Linked DNA regions of Homo sapiens: region 1 is linked to region 2. A link is a loop called in an ENCODE intact Hi-C map of the cell type or tissue named here. Cell type or tissue: heart right ventricle. All regions are shown on one strand. Links, peaks and the distances in the headings refer to the core of each region. The heading gives the core; the rest is flanking DNA. Region 1 has its middle 30 kb from the start of LINC03004. Region 2 has its middle 72 kb from the start of IFNGR1.

The links. A loop is a pair of places that touch in the nucleus more often than their neighbours do. Peaks named below come from ENCODE experiments on the same cell type or tissue, not always from the same donor. Only the 100,000 strongest peaks of a DNase experiment are listed, where the experiment ranks them.
Region 1: it touches region 2 in a loop (2.8-fold over the local background); 4 of 110 quality-filtered maps call a loop at or near these places.

The regions. Positions count from the first base shown.
Region 1 is chr6:137,630,974-137,640,634 of GRCh38, reverse strand. No RefSeq gene overlaps it. Among named protein-coding and RNA genes, the nearest start is that of LINC03004, 30 kb to the left of the region's middle. RefSeq lists a silencer at 3,252-3,311 and an enhancer at 6,126-6,235. In heart right ventricle, for the core only: no CTCF peak of the experiment used is centred there; no DNase peak of the experiment used is centred there.
Region 2 is chr6:137,286,180-137,295,840 of GRCh38, reverse strand. No RefSeq gene overlaps it. Among named protein-coding and RNA genes, the nearest start is that of IFNGR1, 72 kb to the right of the region's middle. In heart right ventricle, for the core only: no CTCF peak of the experiment used is centred there; a DNase peak (open chromatin) is centred at 4,180.

The DNA.
Region 1 (9,661 bases), core at 891-8,890, 340 kb before region 2:
GAGTGGCGTTCCGGTGGGGAAGGGACAAAGGGAATAGAGAGAAGAGGGATGTGGCACCTGGAGAGCCTTGAATGCCGCGTTAATGAATTTGGACTACACGTTCATGGGCTTACTGTTTATCCTCCAACAAGTCCCCAAAAGACTGGGAATGCATTCTGTAAACCAAGGGGAGATGGGATATTGCAGAGCAGATATGTCTAGGTTTTATGTGCATGCATATGTGTATGTGTTTTGTGTGTGACTATGCAGATCTGATCTCGTGGCTAGGTGGCTGCATCCACGAGCACGTAGCTCTCTGACAAAGATAATGAGAATGGCGATAGCTAATTAGAATATTAGTGTCATAGATACTGTGAGCAAGCAGACAAGAGGCAGCTTTGTTCCAAGAGAGCCCTTTATTAGGAGTTGGCGGCATTGGCGAGATTGCCATGCACAGCAGCACCAATGCAAGAAGACATTAATTTCGCTTCTGCTGTTTCACAGACACTAGGTGGAAATCAGTTTCTTCCAGTGAAATATGTATGTTCTGTTCTAACCTTCTGGTATTGTATTCGGTATCAATATTCATTTCAGAAATATTAGATTATTATGAATGATAAGACATTTTTCCCCTAAAAATAAACTTCCTTGTGTTATTCACATGATATATAGGCAGAATTATTTGGTTTGGGACTCAGATAAATGCTGTCGGGAAAACATGAGAAGATAAAAATTTTGCCCACGCTTTGGTGGCGCTAATGTATTTTAGCTGGAAAATCGTCTGGGAATTGAAATAGAATGTTGGAGGTATCCAAGGTTACATATAATATGAAAAAATGTATAAAAAGAAACTACATTTGTTCCTCTCCCATAGTTTTTGAATATGTTATTAGTCCAATGGATCTTGGTAATTTCAGTGACAGATACTTATAATGATTTAACCAAGCCTGAGAACCTATCTGCAGAAAAACATGCAGTCTATCATGTCACCTTCATTTTCAGAGGAATTTCTCAGCCTTGAAACTCAGTAGGCCTAGGTTCAGAACCCTTGCCTGAGACTTCTAGGAAATAATGAGCCACTGTATACCTCTAAGGTGTGTCCCCCTAAAATGTTCCTTTCCCGTGTTATACTTTCTCTTTCATTTCTACATTTAGGACAGTGGTCATTTTCTAACCAGATGATGACTTTAGAAACACAAATTGTGGTTTTATTTAACATTGCAGGCAAATCCTGTAGACCGTGATCCCATAAATACGTGTTCATTCTGACTAACCCAAGATAGTGTGGTTAGAGGAAACCTTTGAAAACCTTGTTTCTTAATATAAGCAAAAATGGGAGTCTTTTAGTAATGAAAATTTGCAGTCAAATTCCATTTTTGTCTTTTATCTTCTGGTCTTTATAAGACCCTGGCAAGAAAAGACCCAACTCCTTCAGGCTAGAGTGGCACAATGAGGTAACAGCCTTATTGAAGTTTTAAACAAGAAGCCCATGAGCTAGTGCTCTTAAAACCTCATGGCAAATTTTATGTATGTTTCAGATCTACTCTGTAGGTTGCTCAGCAGAGGTCCCCCCTTGGCCACTAGCACACATAGCTCACACCAACTGCATACATGTGCCTGCTGCTGTTCTAGAAGGGTTTCAGATAGAAATCCATTTAATCCTCCCAACAACCTGAAGGAGTACAGGAATGTTATTCTGCCTATTTTAGATGAAACTGAGGCCCTGGATGATGAGTTGCTTGTCTCAGAGCCCACGGTGGTAGAGTCAGGATCTACACTCAAGCAGTCTTGTTGCAGAGCCTGTGTACTAACTTATATGCTCCTCTGATATACAGACATTATTTTTTCAAAACAATGGCCCCAGGTAGTAATGGTACTATTCTTATATCTTCTGTTTTGAGGGGATCTGCGACTCTGGCTCGGGCATTCTCTCAGCTCTCCAGTCGTTGAAGGATTTCTCTCTCTCTCTCCATCTCTCTCTCTGGCTCTCACTCTCTCTTTCTCTCTCTGCCACCACACACATGCAATTCAGTTATACATTTGTTCAATTAGGCCTAACCTCCAGTGCAAGGAAAGCAGCAAGCTTTACACTGCTTTCCCATTGGAGGGGCAATAGGCACTCAAGTCTGTCTTCTCCATGAAAGGAAGTCACAAATTTTCACTGAACTCTTCCACAATCAGCATAAAATAGTTATTTAGGGTTTGCAAATAGAAATAGAGAAAATTTTCATTGTGAACTGTCTTCCTTTCCAAAATTTTTTGTGTTTTGCTGTTGTTTATCTTGTTTTCTTGAGATAAATGTTTGTGTTTCTCATTTCCCCTCTTGGCCAGTTTTTCGGTATAAAAATTTTTGAAGCTGATACTTACAAACTTCTAACTCCTCTCTTCCTTTGGGCTTAGATACTTACCCAAACTGGAACTATATTTAAAAGTCTCCTTAATTGCAAGACCTTGACTTTATAGAGGTAAAAGGTCAATTTTAAAACCCATACCCTATACAGTAACCTAACTCAATTCAGGTGCTTTGATTGGTTCACTGCTTTGACAATTACAAGAAACACCACTAGCATCTGAAGAAATTGAAATCCCAGGACTGTCTTCACATCTAAATCCACAATGGTGCCTGGAGCAAATCATGGATCAAAATATCTGATTGGCCAACAACTGACTGGTAATTGTCCATAATTGATTCTCCTGTAAAGTGCAAATGATAGTTAGTTAACAGCAAAGAAATTGAAATATCCTCTCTTTAATGGTAAATTTTATATCTTCATTTAATTTTCAAAAGGCAGGAAAAATATTTTATAAATATCAACCTCCTAGGTCAATTTCTAAAACTTCCAACTTAATAATTGTTTAATATATATTTTGAGTTTTTTTTCTTCATGCAGCATGTATGTTGAGGTCACAGTATGTGAACAGATGGAATATATGGCAGGGGCCAACTAATTAACATTAAAGACAGGGGACCCATTGTCTTTCTATAACTCCCATCCATCTACCTTCATTTCTGTCACCATGGTACCTAGTGGTTCAATTACTGAGTGTTGTGAATAAACTATTAAACAAAACCAACTCCATATAATGCTGCTACTTGATGTTTAAGAAGCTATGCTTGAATATTTTCTAAATCACTGAAACCTTCTCAATAATTTCCTCTGATAAAGGAGGTGAGACTGTAGGGGTTTTTGTGCAATTTATTTAGTTTACAGACCAGTGGAGTGGGAACTGGCATATTTTAAATTGCATCATTGACATTCTTGTGGTTTCTAGCTGCAAGGGCCAACTCTAGAATGCCTCTGAGGTTGAGCCAAAGGAGCATGAGAAAGCATGTGGTTCTTATAAGCCCATATCACATGTAGCATGCTGGGGATTTCAAAAAAGCAGGCATTCTCCAGACTTGAATTAACTCCTGCTTCTTCCCAGAGCAGCCATTTCCTCATAGACTCGGATGGAATCAAACCAGGAAGCTCTAAGCAGCATGAAAGCTCTCAAATGTGACCTGTGAGTTTTTCCTAAGTTTTCTTGGCAGCCTGTGGCAGAAGAGCACTGAAAATAGATGCAATAGAATTACCATGTGATCCAGCAATCCCAGGTATATATTCAAAAGAATGCAAAGCTGGATCTCAAAGAGATATTTGCACACCCGTGTTCATTGCAGCACTATTCACAATAGTCAAGATGTGGAAACAACCCAAATGTCCATCAACAGATGAATGGATAAAAAAAAATATGGTATATACACACAATAGCACATTATTCAGCCTTAAAAAAGAAGGAAATTCTGTTATATGCTGCAACATGGATGAACATTAGGAAAGGAGAATGGTGGTTGCCAGAGGCTGGGGGAGGGGGAAATGGACAGTTGGTGTTCAATGAGTGTAGTTTCAGTTTTGCAAGATGGAAAGGTTCTGGAGACCTGTTGTATAACAATGTGAATATACTTTACACTACTAAATTGTACATTTAAAATGGTTAGGATGATAAATTTTATGTTATGTGTTTTTACCACAATTTTAAAAAATACAGTTGACCTTCAAATAACACAGATTTAAACTGCATGGGTGCACTTATACTCAGATTTTCTTCCACCTCTGCCACCTTTGAGGCAACCAGAACAACCCCTCCTCTTTCTCCTCCTCCTCAGTCCACTCAACATGAAAATGATGAGTATGAAGACCTTTATGATGATCGACATGGCACTTAATACATAGTAAATATATTTTCTCTTCCTTATGATTTTCTTAACAATATTTTTTTTCTCTAGCTTACTTTATTGTAAGAATACAGTATATAAGTCATAAAACACAAAATATGTGTCAATTGACTGTTATAGGTAGGACATCTGGACAATAGTAGGCTATTAGTAGTTAAGTTCTGGGGGAAGTCAAAAGTCATACATGAATTTTCCACTGCAAGGGAAGTTGTCAAGGGTCAATGGTAACTTCTAGTGTCCCCTTACCTTGAACTCAGGGGTTGTAATGAACTCAGCAGCTGGTCTGCAGAGGACCTTAGTGAGGTAATTCTGATTGGAGAAAGCTACTTTCCAGCTAAAATTACTTGCATTGGAGTTGACCAATGTGTAGAATGCCTGCCAGAACCTACATCCCAGAACCCTACTGGGCTGCCCCACTGCCTCGAAAGCTATTGTGGAAAGCCAGGAATCTTCTGAGAGTCTCTAAGTTCAGATGTGGAGAAAGATGGCACAAATAAAGAAACAAATCAACACACCAGCAAATGTGTTTGACTCGGGGAGGTGTCTCTAGGGGACAACGTTAACTTGGGGTAGCATATCCACATATCTTTTTTCCCGACATGCCCCAAAACTTGCAGAATTTTATACCTGGAAGGAACAATAATAATCAGTCAGAAGAAATATATTACCTCATTTCATAAGAGGAAAGTGAAGTGAAGGAAGGTAAGAGACTTACTTACGCAAGGACCTCCAGAGAAATGATTAGAAAGTTGAGTTTAGGATTCTCAGTCTCAAGGGGGATTTTAGGCAGAATCCATTCTTGAATGAGACATGACAGGAAAGACCAATATTAACAAACACACGGGACAAAACTGGCTCTATTTTTGTTGAAAGGAAAGCAGAGGTGGCAGGAACGGTGGGGTGTCATTTCCCCTCTCCACACCCCGAGCCCACCCTGGGCCCTAGAGGCATGCCTGTGACTGCCTGTGCCTCAAAACTCTGTAAGGCACAGTTTGAAGAGCACCCTAGCATACCACCACTTTTCACTGGACACTCCCACTACAGCATTTATAGAGGAGGTCATTATCTTACTTTGTAATTTTTGTTTGCATGTCTGCAGGAAGAAAGTTCAAAATAATAGCTACCATATATTGAGTATTTACTGTGTGCTGGCTTGCTGGCTAAATACGTTACAGACATTATTTAATCAAATCCACCCAAAAAAGTTATTGTTTTATCCCATTTTGCAGGCGGAAGAAAAAGGCCATGTAAAATAGGTTGCTTATAAGTGGCAGGACTGGGATTCAAACACAATTATGACCAAAGACCTGTGCCTATAACCAAAGCAGCAATCAGGCTTGTGATTGGTTCATCTTTGGATGCCCATTACCTAGCATAAGGCCAGTACATAGTAGGTGCTTCATAAAAATGCTTTGATTGAGATTCCTCTGGTTCACAGACATCATTTTAAAGTGCTAAATTTCTACAAAAAGAATAATTTTAAAATGTTAAACATTTAAAAAACAAAATTGTCAAAAGAAAAAAGAAATAATTTAAAAACTACAAGCGCAAATTTCTCAGGGAAGGTTAATGACTATCAATCACTCACACGTAAGTGTGAATTGGTTAAATCTGGTTGCTTTAACTGTTAGCTCTTGCCTAAGCCGCGTGGAATCTAGTGTAGTATCTAAGATCATTAACTAGAGTTGGGCTCTTAAAATCTTCTCTATCATTTAGTGGCTATGTAACCCTGGGCAAACCATCTAACCTCTCTAACTCAGTTTTCCCATCTGTAAAATGGATATTATGGTAGAATTTATCACCTGGAATTACTGTCTGGATTGGATGAATTTATTCAAAAGTATTTAGAACAGAAATTGGTCATAGTAAGCACTCAATAAAAAATAATATATTGGCCGGGTGCAGTGGCTCACACCTGTAATCCCAGCACTTTGAGAGGCCGAGGTAAGCAGGACATTTGAAGCCTGGAGTTTGAGACCAGCCTGGCCAACATGGTGAAACCCCGTCTGTACTAAAAATACAAAAAAATTAGTCAGGCGTGGTGGCACGCACCTGTAATTCCGGCTACGTGGGTGGCTGAGATATGAGAATTGCTTGAACCCCGGAGGCAGAGGTTGCAGTGATCGAGTCACTGCATTCCAGCCTGGGTGACAAAGTGAGACTGTCTCAAAAAAAAAAAAAAAAATCAAAGGGATGCCTGCACTTGCATGTTTATGGCAGCACTATGCACTATAGTAAAGGTATAGAATCAACCTAAGTGTTCGTCAATGGATAAATGGATAAAGTAAATGTGGTATATGTATATACACAATGGAATACCATTCAGCCATAAAAAGAATAAAATTGTATCACTTGCAGCAACACGGATGGAACTGGAGGTCATTATCTTAAGTGAAATAAACCAGGCACAGAAAGAAAAATATCACGTGTTCTCAGTTATATGTGGGAGCTAAAAATTTGATCACCTGGAAGTAGAGAGTGGAATAATGGATAACAGAGACTGGGAAAGATGAGTAGCGGGGAGAGGGGAATATAAAGAGAGATAGGTTAAAAGATACAAACATACAGTAAGATGGAATCAATTCAATGTTTGGTCAGAGCAGGGTGACTATACTTAACAAGAAAGTATTGTACTCAAGTGGTGGACTCTCTGAATGCCCTGACTTCATCACTACACAATATATACACATAACACAATTTCTCATGCACTCTATACATTTGTACAAATAAAAATAAATAAATAATCATTAATTACTATTATAAACCACAATGAAGAAAAGGGTATTATGTATACTTTTTGGCTTGGTTGTCATTGTTTTTTTTTTTTTTTTTTTCAAAAGGAGGGAGAGAAGGTAGGTAGTTTTTAAGCATGGTTTGGGCTGCTGAGATGGGAGACCAGAGCAAATGTACCAGGGAGTCCCTGGGCATCTGATGATGGACTATTACAGAGGATAAGAGTAATCTAGGCCGGGCGCGGTGGCTCATGCCAGCAATCCCAGCACTTTGGGAGACCAAGGCAGGCAGATCACGAGGTCAGGATTTCGACACCTGCCTGACCAACATGGTGAAAACTAGTCTTTACTAAAAATACAAAAATTAGCCAGGTGTGGTGGTACTTGCCTGTAATTCCAGCTTCTTGGGAGGCTGAGGCAGGGGAATCACTTGAACCCAGGAGGCAGAGGTTGCAGGAGTTGAGATTGCACCATTCCACTCTAGCCTGGCGACAGAGCGAGACTCCGTCTCAAATAACAAACAAACAAAAAAAGAGTAATCTAGACAAGGGCCAAAGATAGCTCATTTCAGGAATGTGCTTAAGACCTGCACTTATCTAGGTAAGGAAACAATACTTCTATTTCATTTTCATCTCTTCCACATCTCTTGGCAGCTGATCTGGACTCAATTTTGAGCTCTAGATCAGTCGTACTGTCAGAAAGAATTTTGTGGCTGGCATAAGTCTTTGGCAATAACAAAAATGAGGAAATGTTATAGCTTGCCACTTACTTTCTGATATGGTTTGGCTGTGTCCCACCCAAATCTCATCTTGAATTGTGGCTCCCATAATTCCCATGTGTTGTGGGAGGGACCCAGTGGGAGATAATTGAATTGTGGGGTCAGTTCCCCCATACTGTTCTCATGGTAGTGAATAAGTCTCACAAGATCTGATGGTTTGATAAGGGGAAACTCCTTTCACTTGGCTCTCATTCTTTCTTGGCTGCTGCAATGTAAGACATGCCTTTCACCTTCCACCATGATTGTGAGGCCTCCCCAGCCATACGGAACTGTGAATCCATTACCTCTTCTCTTTATAAATTATCCTGTCTCGGGTATGTCTTTATCAGCAGTATGAAAATGGACTAATATACTTTCCAATGAATGGTTACGTGTTTGGTCAGCTTGTTTCATCCAATTCTCAGGACTTGATCTACGAAAAGGAAAGCCAAAGACATAATAGAGCAGGTGTCCTGCTGGGAGAAGGAGCGGGAAGAGCTCTGCCATGGAGCAGATATGAATCAGGGAGGACTAAATTCCCAGTCTCCCTTGACTCTTTCTCACTTGGCCGGTGAATTAGTGGAAAAAGATAGAAAGACACAGGAAGAAACCAAGTACTTCCTAAGGCATCCCTGGCCTAGGCTGTGTTGGTCTGTGTTGCTCTGTCAGATCAGCAGGGGCATCAGATTCTCACAGGAGCATGAGCCCTACAGTGAACTGCATGTGAGGGATCTAGGTTGCCAACTCTTTATAAGAATCTAGTGCCTGATGATCTGAGGTGGAACAGTTTCATCCTGAAACCATCCCCCGCCACCCTCCATCCATGGAAATTTGTCTTCCATGAAACCAGCCCAGTTGGTTTCTATTACAGAGTTTAAGAGTAATCTAGGCAAGGGCCAAAGTTAGCACATTTCAGAAATGGTATTAAGACCTGCACTGTATCTGGGTGAGGAAACAATACTTATGTTTTATTTTCAGAGTCCCCTCTGATTCAGAGCAGACTAGGGGAGGAGTGGGAGCAGAGCTGAAAGTGAACTTGCAGTAGACCACCATACACTTCAAGGAGAATTGACTTTTTCCCTAACAGAAAAAGGGAAAGTTTCATGCTTTAAACTGTAGAGTACATGCCTGTGTGTCTTTTATTTTTCACTTATGTTTAATTAGATCTGAGAACAGGCTTACTGCTAAAGCTTAAATAATTAACTAGCATTTATTTGTAAAAGATAGATGGCCATAACATCATCTAGCAAAGTGGAGAAAATATAACTGGATTCTGTCTCTATCAAGAACATCCAGAAAGAGAGAGAGGTAACCTGGAAACTCTGTCAGAGGATAGTTCTTAGTCAAGGTAATCGCACAATACAACCTCTGCTTTACCATATAAGGAAATTAAACTTCTGGCTCCAGTTGCTGCCAGAAGTACTGACTATGGTAACTCCTGCTGTACAGCTCTGGCTCATCAGACCCTGCAACTCCAGCTTCCTTCCAGCCCTAAGGTGGTAGCAGCTTGCTGCTATTGTATTGCTAAGCACTGGGTTGTTTCTCGCTGCTCCTTATTTGGCTTCTCAGCTTTCCCATTATTGGTGAAACCAATTCCCTGTAACAAACTTTCTCATTGTGAAATATCTATGATGGTTTCTGGTTTTGTTTTTGTTTTCTTCCCAGTGGGTATCTGAATGCTATAGAGAGAATAAGAGAACTCTATACACACTTTAGAAATGAGAAAGAGAAAGTCCTATTTCTATCTTCCTATTTTAACATTGTTTAGGCTATTATTTCGTTATTTTGTGTCTTTCTTAATAGGTAGCTTTATGAAGCAAGCAATACATCAGCAAACAGATCTTGAGCACTTCCTTTCTATAGTGTACTTTAGTCATCTCTAAAAAATAATCTGATAGAACTGTTGCTTTCAGCTCACTATCACAGCAAACAATTGCAGCTCACCCTGATAAAGATAGCTGCAAATGGAATTTCCTG
Region 2 (9,661 bases), core at 609-8,608:
CCACACTCGTGTGGAGGAGGAGTGGTGCAGGGGATCAGTGACACATCACCAGGCTGAAGATCACAAATGTTCAGCTTGGCCACTCCACACTACCCAACACTAGTCACTTACTGTCTCTGAGCCATATTTGTCTGGTCTTAAAGTGGAGATATCACTAACCCCTGCCATATCACAGAGTCTATTTCTACATAACAAATGAGTCTAAAACAACATATATTTATTACATCACAGTTTCCACTGGGTTCCGGGGCACTTGTCTGGATCTTCTGCTTCAGGCTGTCTCACAGGTAGCAATCAAGGCAATCTGAAGCGTCAGCTGGGGAAAGATTCACTTGCAAGTTCACGTATGTAGAGGTGAAGGGAAAGCTTCCCCTTTGCTGTGTCAACAAAAGGAGTCAAACTCTGTAAAATATTTGAGGGGATTTATTCTGAGCTAAATGTAATAACCATGACCCATGACACAGCCCCAGGAGGTCCTGAGAACATGTGCCCAAGGTAGTTGGGTTACAGCTTGGTTTTATACATTTTAGGGGACAGCAGTTATAGGCAGACATCAGTCAATACATGGAAGGTGTACATTAGCTCAGTCCAGAAAGGTGGAACAACTTGAAGCAGGGGCTTCCAGGTCATAGGTGGATTCACAGACTTTCTGATTGGCAATTGGTTGAAAAAGTTAGGTTATTATCTAAAGACCAAGGTTTTTATTATGCAGATCAAGCCTACAGGTAGCAGGCTTCATAGCTCATATCAGATCTAAAAGGGTGCCAGACACTTCGTTAATGGTCTCCTGGATCAGGGAAAAGATCCAGAAAAGAAAGGGGATTCTCTACAGAATGGAGATGTTCCCCGTAAGAGACAGCTTTTTAGGGCCATTTCAAAACATGTCAAAGAAATATCTTTTGGGCTAAAATACTTGATTTCCTTATGGGTTTGCTAAATGTCGTGTGATTCTATACTAGAGCAAGACCGAAACTAGTTCATGGCCTGAACTAGTTTTTCAGGTTCACTTTGGAATGACCTTGGCCAGGAGAGGGGTCCATCAGTCAGTTGCGGGGCTTAGAATTTTATTTTTGGTTTACAGCTGTCAGAAGGTTGCTGAAAAAAATCAATTGACAAAGGCAGATTAATAGGAGAAATGGCACACAAATTTATTCACATACCATGAGGGAGAATCAAGAATGATTACTCAACATCCCAATGGGGTTCAAATATTTATATAGCCTTATTTTAGAGGGGAGGAGAGTGATGGGAATATAGGTAATTCTGTTAAGGGGCAATAAATGATTATAAGGGAGAATGAAAGAATACTTGGGAGGATGAATGGATAGGGGAACAGAGATTAACTTATAAATGATTCTCTTTGGAAATGGAATGAGCCTGAGGGATAGATATTTCGTGAAGGGGTATAATCAGGTCTGGTTACTTCTTGGTCTTTTTCTCTGCAATAGCTAGTGTGATAACAGGGAGAGGAAGAAAAACTAATTGTTCTTCTTGGTGGGTCTGTCTAGTCTTCATGTGGATAAGGAAAAAGTCATTCCCAGCATCTGTTGATCTCTTAAGAACTTTAATTCAAAATACTCATTATACCAGGGAGCCATATTTTGGGGTGAAATTCCCTGCACTCCTTCACTTACATGGCTATTGGGAGGTTTCAGTTCCTCTCCAGTTATAGAACTGAGGACCCCTCAGCTTCTCTCTGACTGTTGGTCAGAGGCTGCCCTCAGTTCCTTGCCACATGGGCCTGTCCGACAGGGCAATTAACTTCATCAACACCAAGAAGAAAGAGACTGCTGGGAAGACAAAAGTCACAGTCTTTTGTAATCTAGTCACAGAGGTTACATACATCTCATTATTTTTGCCATATGTTTTTGGTAAGAGGCAAGTCTCTAGATCCAGCCTGCACTCAACAAGAGGGGATCACATAAGATGTGAATATCAGGAGACAGGAATCAATTGTGGCCATCGTAGAAGTCTGCCTCCCTACCACAGGTAGGCACTGAATGGAAATCCAACAAGATGATGTGTTTGAAAACACTTAGAAGCCTGGTAAGGTTTAAACGTGGCCATTTCCCTACAGCTTAAATTTTCATAACTAGTATTGAATAGAATGCCATTGATTATTGCATTAATTTCATTCTATGCCTGTTGGTTAGAATGTGAGCTTGACCAGGTATTGGCACAGTGCCCTGCAAAGTAGCTGCCCAGGAACACACAGCTACTTTGTTTGGGTGCCTAGGGACTAGTTAAGGCATGGAAGCTATGCTACCAATAGGTTGACCATCCCTAATCTGAAAATCTGAAATCTGAAAGGCTCCAAAATCAGGAACTTTTTGAGCACCAACATGATACCACAAGTAGAAATTTTCCAAACCTAGCCTCATATGACAGGTTGCAGTCAAAATGCAATCAAAGCTTTGTTTAGGCCAAGAGGGGCAACACACACCTATAATTCCAGCACTTTGATAGGCCAAGGCAGGCTGATCACTTGAGCTCAGAAGTTCAAGACCAGCCTGGGCAACATGGTGAAATCATGTCTCTATAAAAAATACAAAAGTTAGCCAGGCATGGTGGGCTGGGAGTGGTGGCACATGCCTGTAGTCCCAGCTATTTAGGAGGCTGAGGTGGGAAGATCGCTTTAGCCCAGGAGGTCAAGGCAGCAGTGAGCTGAGATCACACCACTGCACTACAGTCTGGGCAACAGAGTGAGATGCTGTCTAAAAAGAGAAAAAAAAAAAAAGCTTGGTTTCATGCTCTAAGTTATTACAAATATTATATAACATCACCTTTAGGCTATGTGTATAAGGTGTTGTATTAGTCTGTTTTCATGCTGCTGATATAGACATACCTGAGGCTGGGCTTGGACTTACAGTTCCACATGGCAAGGGAGGCCTCACAATCATGGTGGAAGGCAAGGAGGAGCAAGTCACATATTACCTGCATGGCAGCAGGCAAAGAGAGAGCTTGCGCAGGGAAACTCCCATTTTTAAAACCATCAGATCTTGTGAGACTCACTATCATGAGAACAGCACAGGAAAGACCTGCCCCCATAGTTCAATCACCTCCCACCAGGTTCTTCCCATGACATGTGGGAATTGTGGGAGTTACAATTCAAGATGAGATTTGGGTGGAGACACAGCCAAACCATATCAGATGTATATGAAACATAAGTGAATTTTGTGTTTAGACTTGGGTCCCATCTCAAGATATCCCATTTGAAGTATATGAAAATATTCCAAAGTTCAAAGCAATCTGAAACACTTCTAGTCCTCAGCTTCCTGAGTAGCTGGGACTACAGGCACATGCCACTGCTCCTGACTTGACAAATAACTTTTTTTGTTGTTGTTTGTTTTTTGTCTGTTTTTGAGACGGAGCCTCACTCTGTCACCCAGGCTGGAGTGCAGTGGTGTGATCTCAGCTCACTGCAACTTCTGCTTCCCAGGTTCAAGTGATTCTCCTGCCTCAGCCTCCGGAGTAGCTGGGATTACAGGCACATGCCAACACACCGGGCTAATTTTTTGTATTTTTAGTAGAGACAGGGTTTCACCATGTTAGCCAGGATGGTCTCAATCTCCTGACCTTGTGATCCGCCCCCATTGGCCTCCCAAAGTACTAGGATTACAGGCGTGAGCCACCATTCCCAACCCGACAAATAACTTTTTTAATGAGCTTCTGAAACTCTCTACTTTGTAGTCTCCTTCTACCCAACCCCTAATAAATACTTTATAAAACATTTGAGAATACACAAGGCTTCTTAAGAACATAGTTATCACATGATCCCAGAAATGACTTTATGTGATTATGGTGCTGGTGGATCAGCCACCTCCTGGGATACTCCCCTCTCTGTAAGCTCTCATTTTCTTCAAGGTCCTCCTCAAATCCTACTCCTTCTTGACATCTTTAATTACTCAAGCCAGTACCAATTTTTTTCTTTATAAATAAAATTATTTTATACCTAATGTTACTGTCTTATGACAAAGCACTTTAAATGTTTATATTATTTGTTTCATGGGGTCAATTTTTTCTCCACAAGATGCTTACAAACTCCTTAAAAGCAGAAACCCTGTCATATGAATGTGTGCTCCACATGCTGTTCCAGAGCTCGTTAGCCGTGGGTTGAACAAACAGCTGAAAGGAAAAGGCTTAGAACTCTGTAAATGTGGAAGTTGGAAATTGGCTCAGTTCCACACTCAGCCCACACAAACCACTTCCCACACTAGTGTGGACATGCCCATCTTTTCCTGGACTATAACCAACTTTGAAGATAAGAACTATTTTTTACTCATCTTAGACTTCTCTCTTCTTCACTTTGTACCAATGCCCACATCCCCTGGAATAAAAATCCCACTCAAGTGGTTTGCAATTACACTGATCTGGCCCGGAAGTTATACCAAAGACCCATTAACTAAGAAATGAATCCAGTGCTAGAAAGATAAATGGTAGATTCAACACCAAGAGTACATTCTGACATGGCTACCTGGAGCCTCTGACTGGGGACCCCCTTTATTTACTAACCAAAGAAGATCAGCTGACCCCTGTGATACTATGGGTTTCCTACCCTTGCAATCCCTCCCACACCCAACGAAAAATATATAAATAAAAGCAGAAACAAAAAGAGACCATTTCCCCTCTTCCAAACCAGAGAGACCAGAATTCTTACAGATGGGGTCTATTCTGTATGGTAGGTACTTTCAGGTAGTATTGGACGTATGTAGGAAAGCCCTGCCCGGGCCTCTCCAATTAAATGGTGCCATCCTATGACCTGAGCAGCCTGCCAGCCTCCACCTCTACCTGGGCCAGGAGTCATAGATATGTGACTAACTGAGAAGATAAATTAACTTTGTTTATTTACTGGGCAGAATTAATCAATTCTACCACATTTTTATGTTATTTGGTGTTTTGCCAATGTCAATTCCATCTGTAATAGCTCCTTTCCAAGACCCAGACAATCTGTGTGTTTTATCTCATCTTTTTTCTGCAATCTGTGGGTTTTAATCACTATTAGCTGAGTTTCCCAGGAATTGAGGCAGCTGAGGAGTTGCAGGAGCCAGAACAACTGGCATGTGTCAGAGGGCAGGTAAATGCACTCCCACAAATGTGTGTTGGGCATTTACTTTATGCAATGTGCTGTGTTAATTGTTTGGATATGAAGACGAGTCAGATACAAGTCCTACCCTCAAAGAACTCAAAATCGTTTGTGGGAGATATGTTTGTTCCCCTTACACATACACAGACACACACCTAGTACAAGCGAGAATATGCCAAGTGATTCAGCAGAGGGATAAAACAGGTGCTGAGAGAAGACAGACGAAAAAGTGCATTCGGACTGGGGATATCAGGAACTTCACAGGTAAGTGAACATTTCAGATAGAAACTAAGACACAGTTACAATAGGCAAAGAAGACGTGGTTGTTACACTGAAGACAAATTGGCAATTGGTGGGTGTGGTTTTAGAATAAAAAATTAGTTTGACTTTTCATGCCATGAAGTTTCAGTAATAATAATAAAACTTTAATTGAGGTATTTCAACAATATACAAGATTATGAGGCATTCTATTATAAACAGAATAATGCTTTATTTAGTTATTCTATTGATAAGCATTATGCAAAGACATGAGTTTGGGTCTAGGAAATGTATGCACACAAAACAGGGAATATCTTTATTTCTGCTTCTGGTGGGCTACACAGTCATAAAGAGTTGAGAGACAACTGAGAGACTATGTAAACTGAACTCATTTTACCCACCAGTAAACTGTCAGCAATAGAATTTACACTAGAACCCAAGTCTTCTGATATTTACTCTCAAGTACATTCCACTAAAACCACCCTGGGAAGCTCCTGGGAGAGGAGGACCTTCTCTTCTTATTTATTTTTTCGGGAATGGAAGGACAGAGATAATGATGGGAAACTCATCTCATCCCACGGCCTCATAGGTAGTTACTTTTGCTTAGTCAGGAAGTTCACTCCTCCCAGATGGCCAGCTCAGGACCACCCTCCAGCCTGTCCTGGGATCCTGCCCTGCCTGATGCCCTTCCCTCTCTCTCCCAGTCTCACAGCCCTTTCTCCGTGGGTCAGCGATGGCTGCTTCAGGCGGGCTGGTTCCCTACCCTTCACTCTATTTTCTCCTCCATAGTTTCTAGTATTAACTGGGTAAGAGAAGCAAGCGTGCAAGCATGAAGACCCAAGGAGAATAGGATTTTCATCTGCTTAGTTCACTGCTGAGCAATGTTTGGCACACAGTAGGCCTTCGGTGTTTTCTGAATGAATGGAAATATTTTTTCTTTCCACCATTCAGTTAAATATTTCCATCCAGTGGAAATGTCTTCATGACTTCAGTCACTTCATCCAGGCTCTGGGGAACCAGGCCACCCCGTTACCACCCTCACCGGTATTAGCAGTCTTCGTGGGGAAGACAGATTAACACAGGCACTTTCAATTCCTTTCTTGGAACTCCATTTGGACACGCAGCTCTCCCTTTTTCCTAGTCATTCTGTTAATATTAATTTTGTAAACCCTCCAGATAAGGAACAATAACTTCAGTAAGCTCTTGCCCACGTCAAAGATTATATTACAAAGATGGACTACAGAGAGCAAAACACAGTTGGCAAGACCAAAAGCTCATGAAGATGAAGGATAAATTACCCAAGGGAATAACGGGTATATAAATACTTAACACATATATATTATACTAAGATATATTATACTATTATACTTAGTATATATATTACATATACTAATTATATATAATATATACTAAGTGTAACTTCTAAAATGTAAATGTATTATATTATAAAATATTGATTATTAAAATTTAAATTTTATAAAAACCTTTTTAAAAGTCTGTCTCTTTCAACAAAATGCCTAGACAACATCTGCTTCTAACACTAACCTACTCTGATAGGTAATTCTCTTCAATCGTGTTCTTCAACTGTGCAAAAAATAGTATTGCATTTTCTTAATATTCTAAGGAAAATACTCCTACCTCTTTTATTTCATGCTGTACTTCTTTTACATGTTTTTCTTGTCATCTCTTTTTATCTAGAAATTGAATGCCTGTTTCAATTTCATACTCCTTGGTTTCATTCCCACAAGTCTCTAAAAGTTAATTGGGTGGGTATTAAGACCTCTCACAAATTATCATAGTACTTAAAAGCAAAAATTTTAAGACAGAGCTACCAGATGTTGAAAAGGAATGTAAATAATCTACCATCTCTACACCTTCAAAGATATATAGGAGTCGCAACCAGTGTGGTTATCATTGTGGAAATACATCAAACCTGTTCATACTAGTTTTTATCTAGTTATGCAGAACATTTTTATCAAGTATCTACTGTACACCAGACCCTGTTCTGTATGCTACGATAGAGTGAATAGAATCCATGTCCTCATGAATTTTTCTCAGTTTTCCTATTGTGTGTATATGTGTTTGGGGTGGGGATGGAGAAGACTTGCCTGAAGGTTTGGAGAAATGTCATAGAAACTCAGTTTGAAATTGAATATTACAACCTCTTGTCTTTCAAAAAACAGCTCCTTGGCCATTTCCATCTTGTAGCTCCCTATATCAGTATTAAATGGGTTTATTATTATAGCTTTATGAAAAATCTTGATAATTCCCACCACTTTACTTTTATCTGAAAAACAATCTTGGCTATATTTTCAGTCTTTACTCTTTCATATAAACTTTTGAGATCAACTTATCAAAATTCATGAAAAACCCTGCGGGAATTTTGGTTAGAACTAGGTGCTCTTGTTTTTAATTCCAGGAAGAACATTTTGATATTAATTAATTTTGGAGGTAAGGTTATTGTTCATAAACATTCACACACCTACCTTCTTAGATGGGATGTGTTTGCCCATCACTTGTTTTGGAGCTGGACAGGTGGTTTGCTTTGGCCAATGGCATGAGGACTGAAATAATGAGATCAAATGCTTGAAAGATATCTCCATGATTGGGCTTATATTCTTGTACCTTAATCATCACTGAGAGAAGACAAATTAAGACTAGTCTGCTGGTCCAGGGAGAATAATGCAGAGCTGCCCAGCTGAGTCCACCCCAGATTGGTCAACCCCTATGCAACCTGCAAATGCTTGAGCAAGTTCAACTAAAATCAGTAGAATTGTCCAGCTGACCCATAGATATGTAATAAATAATTGCTTACTGTTGTATTCAACTAGATGTTAGGGATTTTTGTTACAAAGCAGTAGCTTCCTCTTACATTGCCCTAAAATTAAAACTGAGTTTTATAAATATTTGTAACAAATACAAGTTGTTTTATCTGCCCAGAAGAGCATCCTACTTTTCTTCTGCCCATTCTGATCATGTAGTTGTGGTAGGACATCTAATCTCAAACTCTAGACCCCTGACAACAGGTATTGGCACGTGACCAGGCTGAGTCCATAATGCTGTCTACTTCACATGACCACAGAGATTTGTCCAGGGTCAGGTGGATGACCTAAGTGAGGCCCATCATAACCCTTCCCATGGAATTTTCTCATTGAAGCTACAAGTGGAAAGTTTTCTCTTTTTCCCTGAGTGGGATTGATATGTATATGATTCTAGAAAAGCTGGTAGCCATGTCTTCTACCAGCAGAGAAAGCTGAAAAAGTTAAACCACCATGCACAGAGAAGCACTGAGTCCTCAAGGTGTTCTAGCCTGTGGTTCGCATAGACCCTGATCTTTCCAAGGCCTAATTGTTCAGTTCTTCACTCAGTCCTATGAGTCACTCCCAGTATCCTTCCAGCAAGTTCCTATTTATGCTAACAGTGATGCAAGTTAAGTTTCTGTTATATTCAATGGAGAGAAACCTAACTAATACAATAATTTTCTAAATTTAAATGAATGACAAAATAACCCTACTCAATCAGATAAATTGACAATTTTATGATTCATTTAGCAATCTTTCTACAAAATGCCAACTTTTGACACTTTATCTTAAAGTTTTTGATTGGCTACATTTCCTCTTAATTTAAAAAAATAAATTGTGAATTCATACTTCTGGCACTTCATACTGGATGAATAGTAGTTTTCAATATTTAAGTAGGTCGAAAGATTCTTGCACAAAATATTGGCCCTTCTATGGACACCTTTGAGCCAGTCCAACTCTATAAGAAGAGGAGATGACCCTGAATGCATAAAATCACAAAATCCTATCATAGTAAAATATTTGAGATATTCCCTTCAATTTACTGCATTTAAGGCCTTTGTGAATGAATTAAACTATGAACTGATTATGACCCTGTGCATTAGGCAACACATGAATATTTGAGGGTGAAAGAGTACACAGTAGGGGGTGAGAGTGCAGGCCCAGGGAATAGCCTGTCTGAGATCAAATTCTGGCTCCGTCCCTTAATAGCTATACCTTGTGACAGTTTCTGACCTCTTGGAACTATGTTTTCCTTAACAGGAAATTAAGGTGGTATTAATAATACTTCCACTATATGGTTGATTTGATTATTACATGAAATAATATATGTAAAATGCTAGATATGTATGGCTGATGCATAAGGGCTATGAGAGTGATGGCCATTAATAATAACAATTATTCTAGGTCTTCCATGATTCTAGGATCTCATGCTTTATTCTTATTTCCAAAGATAGCACTTCGAAAAACAATATACAGAGATCGTTTTACTCTAACATTGTGAAGAATGCATTTAAGGACT